Regions from separate parts of the Mus musculus genome. Here region 1 is linked to region 2. The links are chromatin loops, found by intact Hi-C in ENCODE. Cell type or tissue: heart. All regions are shown on one strand. Links, peaks and the distances in the headings refer to the core of each region. The heading gives the core; the rest is flanking DNA. Region 1 holds the start of Tfg (Trk-fused gene). Region 2 holds the start of Cmss1 (cms small ribosomal subunit 1).

Evidence for each region. Hi-C counts contacts between places; a loop is a spot of excess contacts. Peaks named below come from ENCODE experiments on the same cell type or tissue, not always from the same donor. Only the 100,000 strongest peaks of a DNase experiment are listed, where the experiment ranks them.
Region 1: a loop joins it to region 2, with 6 times the contacts of the local background. A loop is called at or near these places in 7 of 42 quality-filtered maps.

Annotation. Positions count from the first base shown.
Region 1 is chr16:56,713,588-56,720,135 of GRCm38, forward strand. Tfg (Trk-fused gene) reads right to left here and starts at 3,863. Exons shown (of 8, transcript NM_019678.3): 1 at 3,598-3,863. In heart, for the core only: no CTCF peak of the experiment used is centred there; a DNase peak (open chromatin) is centred at 3,974; H3K4me3 peaks cover 2,429 bases; H3K27ac peaks cover 2,425 bases.
Region 2 is chr16:57,602,936-57,609,483 of GRCm38, forward strand. It overlaps Cmss1 (cms small ribosomal subunit 1), which reads right to left and starts at 3,932. Exons shown (of 10, transcript NM_025599.3): 1 at 3,731-3,932. The coding sequence starts at 3,791. In heart, for the core only: no CTCF peak of the experiment used is centred there; a DNase peak (open chromatin) is centred at 3,906; H3K4me3 peaks cover 1,642 bases; H3K27ac peaks cover 1,083 bases.

The DNA of each region.
Region 1 (6,548 bases), core at 2,474-4,973, 890 kb before region 2:
TTTCTTCAAAGCCCTAAACACTATGTGACTTTTTAAAGCTGTGCTTTTGTTATCTTTCTAGATTGCAGAAGAAGCCTTGTACATAGTAGTTATTCAAATGGACAATGGCTACAAAATTATTAACTTGCAACTCTAATGTTAACCTGGGAGAGGAAGCATGTATGAACATGAAATTAGAACCTATATTTTCCTAAATAAAATCTCAAGAGTATTTTTTCTAATTTCCTATTTTGGAAACTCAAAGAAAAAGGGCAAATGAGTAGTATTCTCCTGGGCTTTTGAACAACTATCCATGATCAAGCAACACAACTCCATTAACCTGTCAACCCACATTACCTCCAATCAAAATGGGTGTGTATGATTAGACTGTATTCTCCTATTATTTTTTTAAGATTTATTTTATTTCTGTGTGCAGGTGCCCCAGGAGGCCAGAGTTGGATCATCAGGAGCTGGAACCATGGGTGGTTGTGAGACCTCTGATTTGAAAACTGAACTCGGGTCCTCTTCAAAAGTAGTACTGCTGCTAATAGCTTGGCCATCTATCTCCCCAGCCATGCATTCTTTATTTTAAAAAGAAGAGAACTAAGTATAGGATGGACAGGATCAGGAACTCAGGCCAGCCTCAACTACAAAGTTCAAGATCAGTCCAGGCACCGGGCCGTGGTGGCGCACACCTTTAATCTCAGCACTTGAGAGGAAGAGGCAGGTGGATTTCTGAGTTCAAGGCCAGCCTAGTCTACAAAGTGAGTTCCAGGACAGCCAGGGCTGCACAGAGAAACCCTGCCTAGGAAAACCATAAATAAATAAATAAATAATTGATCGATCGATCAGTCCAGGCTACCAGACTCTAAAAAAGGACATTGATCTGTGGTACAGTGCTTGCTTAGTATGCATAAGGCTTTGGGTTCCATAAATACTTGGTACCACGTTAAAAAAATGTATTTTTTTAAATGGTAAAAGTAGCTATTTGATACTGGCTTGCTACAGAATTTTCCCCTCATGGGTTTTTCTTATTATTATCTCATTTCAGGTTATTCAATATGATTGTCCTATGAATTTATAATCCTAATTCTGAACCTTAAGACTTTTAGTAATTCAAATTACTACTATAAAAGTGCATATTTAGGATCAAGTAATGGGTTAATATTTGTTTTTCTGCAAGGCCAAGTAATTCCTTAACATGCTTATCTATAGACACAGAATGTTCCTACTCTTTTTACCTGTTCCAAGTAAATGACCAAGAGCACCATTTAAGCTGTCCTGAACCTCCCACAGGCTACTCTGCTTTCATTCCTGAACTTTCACTATTGCCAGCTTTCTGTCTCCTTCCCTAAAACTTACTGAACCTCCATTTTCACCCCCGCCCCTTTAATGTGGAAAATCCCTCACCAAATCACCAAACTATTCATCTTGAATTGTTTTTCATGAGTCCTAGCTTATATCATGAATATTAAATATAAACCTCCCAGTAGTCCTCACATAAACGCTCTATCTAGTCTTTGCGTCTAACTATCCCTCAAATGAAAACAGCCCTTCACTACAAGGTCAAAGCAGAAGAACAAAGTGGAACAATGTTCCACAATCTGGATGCCACAGTTATCTTAATGTAAAGAGCACTGTTGGGTTTTGTTTGATCAGTCTCACAGGTGACTTCTAATGGCTGTGATGACGTGACACCTCTATAGAACCAACTCTTACATTGTTGGCCCAATTTGTTCTCCACCTTTAGAAAACATTTACATAACATCTACTCTACCCCAGGCTCTAAAACATATTAAGTTTAGAAAGATAGTAACTATCTCATACTTTCATTGATAGTCTGACAGGAATGAAGATCTTACAATAAATCTGCATTTACTGCCTTCTATCTATAGGCCATATAAGTCAGCAATATAGACTAAGGACCGGTGCTTAGAAAGCTGAACACTCTCAGTTCCTGAACCATAGAACCATCTCACAGTACCTTCTTTACCTGGCCAGAAGGGGCACCTCATATCAAGATACACTCCCAAGTAAGACCAAGTTCCAGCACAAATGTACTTGGTAATTAATATGCCCTCTGATGGAACTGGGAAGCACTCAGCTCCAGTGGACCTAAAAGCTAACATTACATATCCTTAACATCTACCATGGGTGGCCCAGTTTCATTTCTAGTTTCCTCCCTGCAGTCTTAGCTAAAAGTTGTCCATTTGTGTAGCAATGTCAGGCACCACCGTTATTTCCTGTCCCAAGAGAAAACCTCGTCCACACAGCTGTCAACTCTGGTCCTGCCTTTCTCTAAGCAGGTAGAGATTAACATGAATGAGTTCCTAGAACTACTGTTAAGATCACTATGCATTTTCTGATGCATCTCGTTGCTGTCTTACTACTTCCTAAGTCCAGAAGTGACTCAACCTGGAACTTAACCTTCATCCAAGAAATTCCTGGTAACTGGGATACACTGATGTGTCCAAGGACATAGCCCCTGCACTAGGATACCTCAGCCTCAGGCACCTGTTGCTTAACCTGAGAAGAGGCCCTCTTTCAGAAGCTTCTAAAACGCCCACCCTCTAAACAAGTTTCTTTTTCCCTTCTTTCTTTTCTTGTCCCCGCCTCCCCAAGACAGGATTTCTCTGGGTAGCCTTGGCTGTTCTGTAGACCAGGCTGGCCCCGAACTCAGAAATCCACCTGCCTCTGACTCCTGAGTGCACCACCACCAACTGGCTCCTTTTTCTTCTCTATTTTTTCTTTCTCTCTTTTCTTTTCTTTCTTTAAAGAACCTTGATTATTCTAAAACTGTAAGTGGGTCTCAAAATCTGTATGACACGCAGTGTATATGGCAAGAATGTAACCATTTTCACTGGTAGCTATGTGAGCTCAAGTTCTTCTCTGCGGCGTACTTTCTGCACATGCGAAGGGAGCCTAACAAGCTACTTTGGTAGAATCTTTGAGATTACCTATCTACAATTCTCCCTACCGTGCCCAGAGACGGCAACTTAACAAAAGTTGGCAACTGTAATCAGTAAAACTGGGTAGGGCCCCAAGAGGACACTAAGCACGGGAGTGTACGACCGAATGGGGCTCCTTTCTGTGTCCTCAATCTACCGATTAACTCCAGGTCTACGCTCCAACGTCCAAGCCACTCCCGGGGATCAGGCACAAACGCTTTGGGCTTTCTCAAGCCCCCTTTCTATGTCTTCCATGATTCACCCTCCACCTTCCAAGTTGCTCTAGAGGGTGAAGCACCGAGCAAACGCCCCAGGCTTCTTCGATCCCTGGTTCTCGACCTCCGTAAGAGGTACCCCCAGGCTCCCCTCTACTCTCTGGGGCCGGAGGGAACAGGACTTGGGGTATCAGCGGGGCCAAACGCCCTCCAGGTCAGGCCGGGCCGGGCGCCCTCTCCTCCCCCTCCCTCCCTCCCTCCCAGCCGCCCCTCCCCCATGCCGGGCCGCTCGTCCGCCTCACCCGGGCCCTGCGCCCTCCCTCCCAGCCCCTTCCCACGGTCCCCAGCCCCACCCTCCCACCCGGCGCTGGGAGGTTCCAGAAGCCCTGCGGCCCTCCCGGTTCCCCCGACCTCCTCCTTGAGTCGCCACGCGCGCCTCACTCCGGCGGACATACCCCGCTTGCCGAGGCCGTCCACCTCAGCTGACCCGGCCGCTGCGGGCTCACTCGGTGTCGCAGAGGAGGCTTCCAAACCCCGTCCGCTCCGCCGCCGTCCGCCGAGCCTCGCCGAGCTGCAGGCTGCGCAGAGCTGGCCAATCGCACGCACCCGACGAGCCTAGCGACAGCCACGGTCCCGTACGTGGCAGGTGGGAAGCGCAGGGGCGGGAGCGAAGGGGAGAAAAAAAAAAACTGCCCTGGCGCCCCGCCTCCAGGCGCACAAGCCAGTCAGGACGCATGCGCAGTGGGTGAGGGGCGGGGCGGGCGAAGACCCCGCTGCGTCGGGTGAGCGGCCCGGCTTCCTCACTGGATGACCGAGTGTAGGAAGTGCGAGCCGAGGCGGACACGCATGCGCAGGGAATTACCAGCACTTCCGGTTTTCCGGGCAGCCAGTCTTTCCTAAGTCTGGCTGCTGGGTGGGCGGGGCGTAGTCTGCAGGGCTGGGTTTGCTACGAGAGCCTGGGGGAAGTGGGGCATCTGTCCAGAAAGGTTTGGGTCTTGTTGCTTTGTGGCTGTCGTGACTACGCGCTAGTCTGTCACATCTCGGAAAAAACGAACCCCTTTTCCGCCTTCTTTCTACACGTTCATTCATTCATTCATTCAGGATTGAGTGCCTACGCTTTGCCGAAAGAGTGCTAGGATGAGTCAGTTCCCCAGCTAAGCTCTACCCAAACATTTAGGAAGATCCGAGTTTAGAGGGCACACCCACCGGTGCAAAAGACAAACTTGGATAGTAAAAACCGAGGCTTCAAGAAGGCTTTTATAGGATAGAGATTTGACCATACCCTACACTCGCCTAAATTCAGTTTTCTTTTTGCTTTGGATGTGTTTAAATGGATGGAACTTGAGAATTATCATCCTGAGTGAGGTGACTCAGTCACAAAGGAGCAAACACGGCTTGGACTCACCCTTGAAAAGACTGCTTACACATTGGTCCCTGACTAGTGTCTGAGCAACTAGAATTCAACAATGCTTCCACTGTTCTTTATTAAGAGCCATCCCTTGTGTCTAAAGTGTTTGAATAAATGTATTTTACGCTGAACACATTTCAATCTGCTTGCAATCTGGGTGCCAGGAATCTTAGTACACAGCAACCAGTGGGTCCCGTAATCTCCTTTAACAAGAAGAAGAAGAAAAATAAATAAATAAAGCAAAGTGGAGTGGTATAATCTAACACTACAATCTAAGTCTTACAAGTAACTTCTGGCAGACTATTCACATGGTTTAGGGACTTGTTGCTGGAAGAAATTAAGTGTGTCCAGGAAGAAAGCTTAGATGTGTGCTCTGGTCTCATACAGACTTCTTTCTTTATAATTTGTTCTTTTGCTATGTTCCTTTATGTTCTTTTCTATAATACCGTATGTCCTAGACATGGATACAGTTCCCTATAGTATCTGTGCAAAAACCATACAATGCCTATAGATGTAATTTGAGCATACTTTTTATTAAAAAAATCTACATCTAGAAACACAGAGATCTCATTACCAGAATAATCTGGAAAGAAGAGGTTGTAGATTTTGTAGCAGTGCTCAGAAAGGACTTTAGTACTGTTGCTTGTCTGCTTTCAGGACAATATATTCATTCACTACTTAACTGGGGTACTATTTTGTTAATAATTTCAGCTTACCTTCATAGTCACAAATTTTAGTGGTGGCCTGAAATTCAGAGTTTTCCTTGTCTTGCTTATTCCTTTATAATGTCTTGTGATCTTATCTCAAATCACATGACTTGTAACTGTCATCTAAACTCCCAGTCTAGAACACATCCCTTCTCTATTGCTGTCTAGTGAGTACCGGGTGGTTGGGGGTAGGGGGTTTCATCTTCATTTATTATCACCAAGGTCCAGAAAGTCTCAGTTATAATATTATGGTTTCATGGCAAACAAAGTCCAAAGTCCAACAAATTGTAAGATCATACCTCTGCATGTAGCAAAGTTCCACTGGGGAAACTATACAGATAGATAGGAACTGTACCAAACTATACAGATAGGAACTGTACCAGAGGCCCCTGGGAACAGCTTGTAAGAGATAAGCATTGGATCATGTCACTCTGCCCTACTTGCCTCTACTGCACACACACACACACACACACACACACACACACACACACACACAAACACTCCACATCTTCAGTTAAGAGCTGGTACTCAGAAACATGACCAATGGGCCAAAACTGAATTATAACTATTTACACCCTTTGGAATAATCAGAACCTTAAAAGTTAGCACTAAACTGCTAAGTATTGCTGTTGCCACTGTAAAATGACTCAGCCTCCTTAGAAAACAGCTCAGCTCTTACTGATTTTTTATTAGGTATTTTCTTCATTTACATTTCCAATGCTATCCCAAAAGTCCCCCATACCCCCGCCCAACTCCCCTACCCACCCACTCCCACTTCTTGCCCCTGGCGTTCCCCTGTACTGGGGCATATAAAGTTTGCAAGACCAATGGGCCTCTCTTTCCAATGGTGGCTAACTTGGCCATCTTCTGATACATATGCAGCTAGCTATTATTGATTTAATAAAGTGTTTAAAAATACAGGTTTAAAATAAATTACAATTACTCTGTGACCCAGTGACTCTAAGCAGTATTTTAAGAGAAAATAAAATGTTAGCCAAGAACATGTCCAAAAGTAAGTTTGATTCCTAATAGTCAAAACCAGATAAAATGTTTTCTTTTTACATAAAGGAACAAGCCCAAATTTTCTTCAGTAGATGAGAATTTCAGGGGACTTCAATGTGATTATTATTATTAATATTATTAGCAGGACTACATAAGTATGTAATGGTAAGTAAAATTATAATACAATCTCATTAACTGTTAAAGTTAAGACAAGGACTCTAGGGAATATAGAAAAGTAGACAATGGTTTAAAATTAAACCATTATGGATTTTGCTGTTATAAACATATT
Region 2 (6,548 bases), core at 2,395-4,894:
AAACGTCTGACATATTTGTTAGGGGTGTTTTTGTCATGAAAGAGATGGATACCTCTCAAAATAATAGCAGGAAATGTATGTATGATTTGGAGGAAGCTATGTGCATCTGTACTTTCAAGCTTTCATAAACTGTTGTCAAAATTTGTAAGAATTGTGGGAATTCTAACAAGTCTCCTAGGTTATTTGACAGTCCATCCGTTGGTTTTCAAGTACAGACCATGACTGACAATGTCGCCTATTTCTTTTCTTCCTCTTCTGTTTATTCATCCTGAATTTTGTCCTTAAACATTCTGTCATGTTGTCTGGGTATTTATTAAGCACACCAATACATACAATCCAATAATGTAAACTGATGGTGTTTTTCTCTCTCTAATTCTGTGTCAACATTTGGGCTGACCTCAATAAATAATCTTGAAAACATCATGCTCTGAATTGGATCTCTATGAGTACTGCCAGCATCTACAGGAGCTATTCCAAGCTTGAATCACATAGCATAGACGATGCTTCACAGTGGTGTATAATGCCTGCACATTAAATTATACCACAACAGTCCAATCTTGGTGGAAATGGTAAACAACAAGACAAACGAGCTATTCACTTAGAGATCCTCAGTGCTCCCCGACCAAGTCATTCCAGAGGAAATTTAACATCAATAAAGCAACATGATTTGAACAATACCTATAATGCTCCTCTCTGCAATCACATAAAGAATTGGGCACTCACTCTAAGCTATAGAAGCTGTCACCTGTGTGAATTGCAGCCTTGGTTACGAGTCAGGCATCTATTTCCCTTTATTACATAATTTATAACACTGAATCCAGCTGAGCACGGTAGTGGGTACTTATAATCCTAGCACTCAGGAGACCAAAGCAGGAAGACTTCAAGTTTCAGGCCAGCAGTCTGGGCTAAGTAAAATCCCATTTTAAAATAAAGATAATAAAATAAACGTAATAAAGATTAATTACTCACTACTGTAAAACACAGGATTTTGACAGCTCTTCCATAAGAGTAAGCATCTTCAGAGGTATAAGGTCTCCAGCCAATATGAAGCTATGAACTATTAAAAGTTTACTAATAGACTGAATGAATGCCTTCTACCAACAAAATCACCGCTCTGAGCCTCTGGGATAAAGCAGAGAATGAGGAAAACCTAAGCTCTGCTTCCATGGAGTTTATAATCCCCGTGCCAGGAGACTGATTTAATAAGGCAAGCAGCAGCCAGCGCTAAATGACCTGCCAACATCAGAAGTCACCCAAGCACTACTGTAGGCTAACCAGGAGCAGCTTCTCAGGGAGGTGATGATTCTGCAAACCGTGCGTACATTTCCTGCTAGGTATCCATGAGTTTCATGAAAAATACCCCTAATAAATGTGGAAGACCTTTCATTTCCTCTCTTGTGTTTAACAGAGGTCTGAACTGAGTTCCTATGTTAACAGCTAGTTACTACATCAGAAGGACAGCAAGGAACTACAAGAGCCTGAGACAAAAGGAATGGAGCCTGTTGAGCACCAGAGCAAGTGAGGAGCAGCGCTGCTGAGCCAGGGTAAGCCGGTGGGGACTGAATTCTCTGGTAGCTGAGGGGCAAATATTGATGCTGAGGCCTCTATTTTGAGCTTACTACAGTGGTTCATACAAGTTAGAACAACATATAGGTCCACAGAGCAAAATGCAAAGAAAGACTCAGGAAACCTTGTGGAGGGAGACACAACAGGAAATAAAGGAAACAAAGAAACATAGCCACATCCTTCCAAGCCTGTGTGAGACTGATGGGTTGTGGGGACTGACACATGGAAGTGTGGAGAAAGGCAGGTTTACAACACTATTCCTATTAACCACTGAATACTTTAGAAGCCATCCAGATGTTTGAATTCCAAAATAAATCACATATTAGGATTACATCTCAATCACTGACAAAAAGATAAAGTGTACGGTTAAAACTGCTTATTTAGTTCTGAACAAAATCAGACTGAGAGTCAACTGACACAGTTTGATAATAATGTGCACGCATCGTATACCTTTTAAAATCAATAATGGGTTTGCTTAGAGATGGGATTCTTCTCTTTGGTCACAGTAGTTATCAGGAAAAATGCAAGCGCAAGACAGACTGACTTCAGATCATCCGACTGTGAAGGAGAGCTACCTCACTCAACAGGAGAAGCCCAAGCTAATCTCTGAGATCTCAGTGCTTCTGTTTCCTCCCGTATACAACAGGGATAAAGATAACTACTTCTCTGTACACTTACAAAGATGAATAATCTAGTGCTCATAAAGCAGCAAAAACAATGCATGACAGCAATAGGTAGGCTGAGGCAGGAGAATTAAGAGTTTCAGAATTTAGATCATACTAAGAGCTCAACAAATGAAAACTGGCATTACTGTCATATCCACTGTCTCCTGGCATTTCTGAACACTCCGGTTTTCTTGTTACATGTATGGTGAGAGGGGGCATCTAAGACTCAGAAGAAGCTACTGAGTCATTTGAGAAACACTCCTCAAACGATGGGGAGACTGAGAGTTACAGATTACCTGACTTTTAGCTTCCTACTTCTGTCATCCCTAGTCTAGTCTCAACCCTGGGATCCAGACTGCCACTCGCCACTGGACTGACACTCTACTCTTCTGTTCCCCTTAAATCACAAAACCCATGCTGTAACTTTCAGTTTCACACTGAGAAATGGTCTAAACGTGTTAACTCTGTTTGCTATCATGTGAGATGGTACTGAGATCAAAATAAATGGAAATATGACATTGACCCTACCATCTAAAACTAGAGACAGGTGGACCTTGGATCCTTGGAGGGTGACTTGAGACAGTAACAATAGAAGTAGCTATCGCATGGTTAAGTCTTATGGGGCATGAAATGTTCAAGGCCACTGGAGTGGGGGGGTTACTTAATGCTACTTTACTTGAAAATAAAATGCCTACTGCACACAGAATGGGTACACATAGTACACCATAATAGAAACTGTTGGAGCCGAGCAGTGGTGGTTCACACCTTTAATCTCGGCACTTGGGAGACAGAAGCAGGCGGATTTCTGAGTTCGAGGCCAGCCTGGTCTACAGAATGAGTTCCAGGACAGCCAGGGCTACACAGAGAAACCCTGTCTAAAAAAAAAAAAAAAAGAAAGAAAGAAAAGAAAAGAAAAGAAAAGAAAAGAAAAGAAAAGAAAAGAAAAGAATTTGCTGTAAAGCAGAAGAGTTAAGCCCCTTGCTGGCTCGAACTACACATGATAAAGAACACGCTACTTTAATATTTTGTACATATACTACACGCCAAAAATTGTGTTGTGCTATACAACTTTAAATTACCTTCACTACATCTTCACAATTTTTTGGAGAGAATTACTCCTTTCACACGTGAGGAAAAAGGAGAATGTGTCGGAGTATCAGAGTCTGTGATTTGAATTCCCAATCTGAACCTAGTTCAGGGATTACTGGTAACCACTATGACAAACTGTACAGAAACGGTCTATCTAGTCTCAAGAAAATAGTAAAAAGTCTAGAAAACCAGAGCGCAGGAAGTAGCCCTCTCAGACTGGCAGGCGGCGACGGGGTCCCTCTCGTTCCACGTGTGACACGGTGTTGTCCCTCCCCAGTTCCCGCGCCGTCCCATGTTCCCACGGCTCCGCGCTCCACCTCCGGGCAGACCGCCACGACTGCCACACGCGGGTAAGGCAGCTGAGGCGAGGACCAGGGCAGGAGGAACGAGGGAGGCGGGCGAGAGCTTACCTGGGCTGCTGGCGGCTGCCGGCTGGTTCTCCCACCACTCGTCTCCCAGATCGTCTGCCATCCCCGTGAGACCCGGACGCGAACTGACAACCAGATGAAAGCAAGGCGGCCGCTCGCGCTCCTGGGCTCAGCTTCACTGGCGGCGTTAGCAACGCTACACGCGGAAAAACCAAGGAACTCCGTCGCCCGCGCCACTGGAGATGACGTCACAGACGCCACGCCCCCCCAGCTGCGGCAGCCAGGGGTGTCGCCGTTTCCACACAGGCTCAGACGTTCAAGATCGGCCTAGAAACTCCAAATAAATGCTCTGTTGAGCCTAGAAATACAAGAAAAGAGTTACCATCGGTTTGGGTTATTTTTTTTTAATATTTAAGTATTTTGTTTTGGTTTATGGCCGAAAAGCCGATGTCGAAAGTGCAAGAACGGATGCTAAGACGATTTTTCTCTGTTGGATTTCAAAGAGCTTGCACCGCGGGAGGAGACCCGAGCACGTGGATGTGTTTTCACTTGGTTGTCAGGGTTCTGGCGTTCCAGCGCCTGTGCAGTTTGTCCTTAGAAACGCACCTGAGAGTTGCTGACGATGAATGTCGGAACTTGGTTGTACATGTGAACGTTGCTGCTCTTTTTCTACAACTTAAGAGGGACGAATATCCTGAAGACCTGAAACATACCACTTCTCTATTTAAAATACTTAATCAGGTTTTGATATTCTCTTTAGAGGACTTGGATTGTGATCTGTCCCATTCAGTACCATGGCCCTTGGAACATGAATAGAACTTGGGGCCTGGTGTGGTGGCGCACGCCTTTAATCCCAGCAATCTGGGAAGCAGAGGCAAGCAGATTCCTTGAGTTGAAGGCCAGCCTGGTCTACAGGGGAGTTCCAGGACACCCAAGACTCTGCAGAGACATCCTGTGGAGGAGGAGGAGAATTGTTTTATTCAACAGTACATTTGTTTCTGTCATCTCCATTAGCCATCTGCCTGACAACAGGTATTAAGAGGTCAGGAAGGCCACAGGCCAAATGCAGCGATTGAGTTGTTTGTACCGGTGCTCATAAGTTACTTTTATAGTAGAACGCTTTGGACAACATAAACTAACCAGAAAGAAAGAGTGGCTTTAATATGGTGCGTCTATACATTCATACTTCGTGTATTTGCTAATTCACCCTTTATAGAAAAAAATACAAGCTCTATTGAATAAACAATATAAATTGTATCTTCCCTTTAACTGTTTTGTTACCAGTAAATAGATATCTGGGTTTATAAGTTAGCCTACCCTAACCCCACCTCCAACTCCAACACCCATATCTGGTACTGTAGAATCCAAAATAAGTTCAAGACCACCCAGCCTCTTCCCCTCTGAAGGGACTTTCAGAAACATAGCAGTCAAAATGACTGAGTCTACAGCTGCCAAAACAAAATGAGCTGTTCTTAGAAAAATAACCATAACAAGATAGCAATTTCCAGAGAAATCCCCCTACCCTGCCCCACACTGAATTCTGAGAAAGACTACAAACCACCCTGACCTTTCTAAAATTCCCTGTGACATTAAGAGCTGTGATGTTAATAGCTGACCTATAAGATCAAAATGTAGTGCTGCTTTGCTGATAATAACCCACCATAAGGGCAGGCAAAGTGAGTCACTAGGCCAAAGGGTTACATAGTCACCCTATACAAACCAACTAATGCGTGAAAGGGTTACTTGCTACACCAATGAGAATAAGCCAGATAGCCCTGTTACCTAAATCTGCCCCTTACAAGGCATAAAAAGTATGTTTTTTGTTTATTCTGGGTCTCTCCTCTTGCCTGGGTGCTGAGGAGGGTCCCCAACATGTTGGAATAATAAAAAACCTCTTGCGGTTTTCAGCAATGGAGGTCTCTGTAGTCTTTGTGAGTGAGGGTCTTTTGACAGACTCCAACAGTACCTGATCACCTCATGAACACAGGGAAGCTAAGGCTGAAACAACTACTGGAGCTTTGCCTGAGCCCCTTTTCCTGTATAGCATATGAATAAGTACTGTTAGAGTTTGGGTATGAATGGGTCATTTCTCAGGAGTTTGAACTGGACAACCTTCATAGAAGACAAGTCACTTAAACTTTAGCTTGTCAATGTTTATCAGTCGGCAGTATGAGTGTAATTTTAAAAAATCTGTTCCTTAGTGAAAAAGTTTCAGGTAAGCTTTTAACCTTACTGGGCTTGCGGGGGGGGGGGTCTATAACACAAAGTAAATAAATTAGATGACCCCTCAGAGCTCTCCCAGTTCTGTTCCTAAATCTAAAGTGCCATACAAAGAAGTCTGAACAGTACTATTATAGTTGAAGGGTATGATAGTATGATTGTTTAGGGTAAGTTGTGTTGACGTTACTGTTCAGAACAGAACCGATTTGAGCATGGGTAAGATAGCGATTCTCCATCTTTGGAACCAGCAGAGCCTCTTGTCCTGTTGCCTCAGGTTGGAATACCCTTCTCTTACTTGTGTACTTGCTTCTGTACAAATGCCAAGAATTCCTGTGGATGCCACGATGTGAAAAGATTGGTACCTACTGCTGTGAAGATAAAAGTGTTGTGATAGAGGTTAGCATACTGTGCTGGTTAGTTTTACTATAAACTTGACTCAAGTTATAGTCCTCTGATAGGTGGAAACCTTGATTGAGAAAATGCCTCCTCCATAAAATTCGACTGTAGACAAGCCTTTAGACCATCCTCTTAATTAGTGATTGATGGGGGATGGTTCAGCCCATTGTGGGTGGTTCCAGCCCTGGGCTGGTAGTCCTGGGTTCAATAAGAAAACAAGCTGAAGCCGGGTGTGGTGGCACAT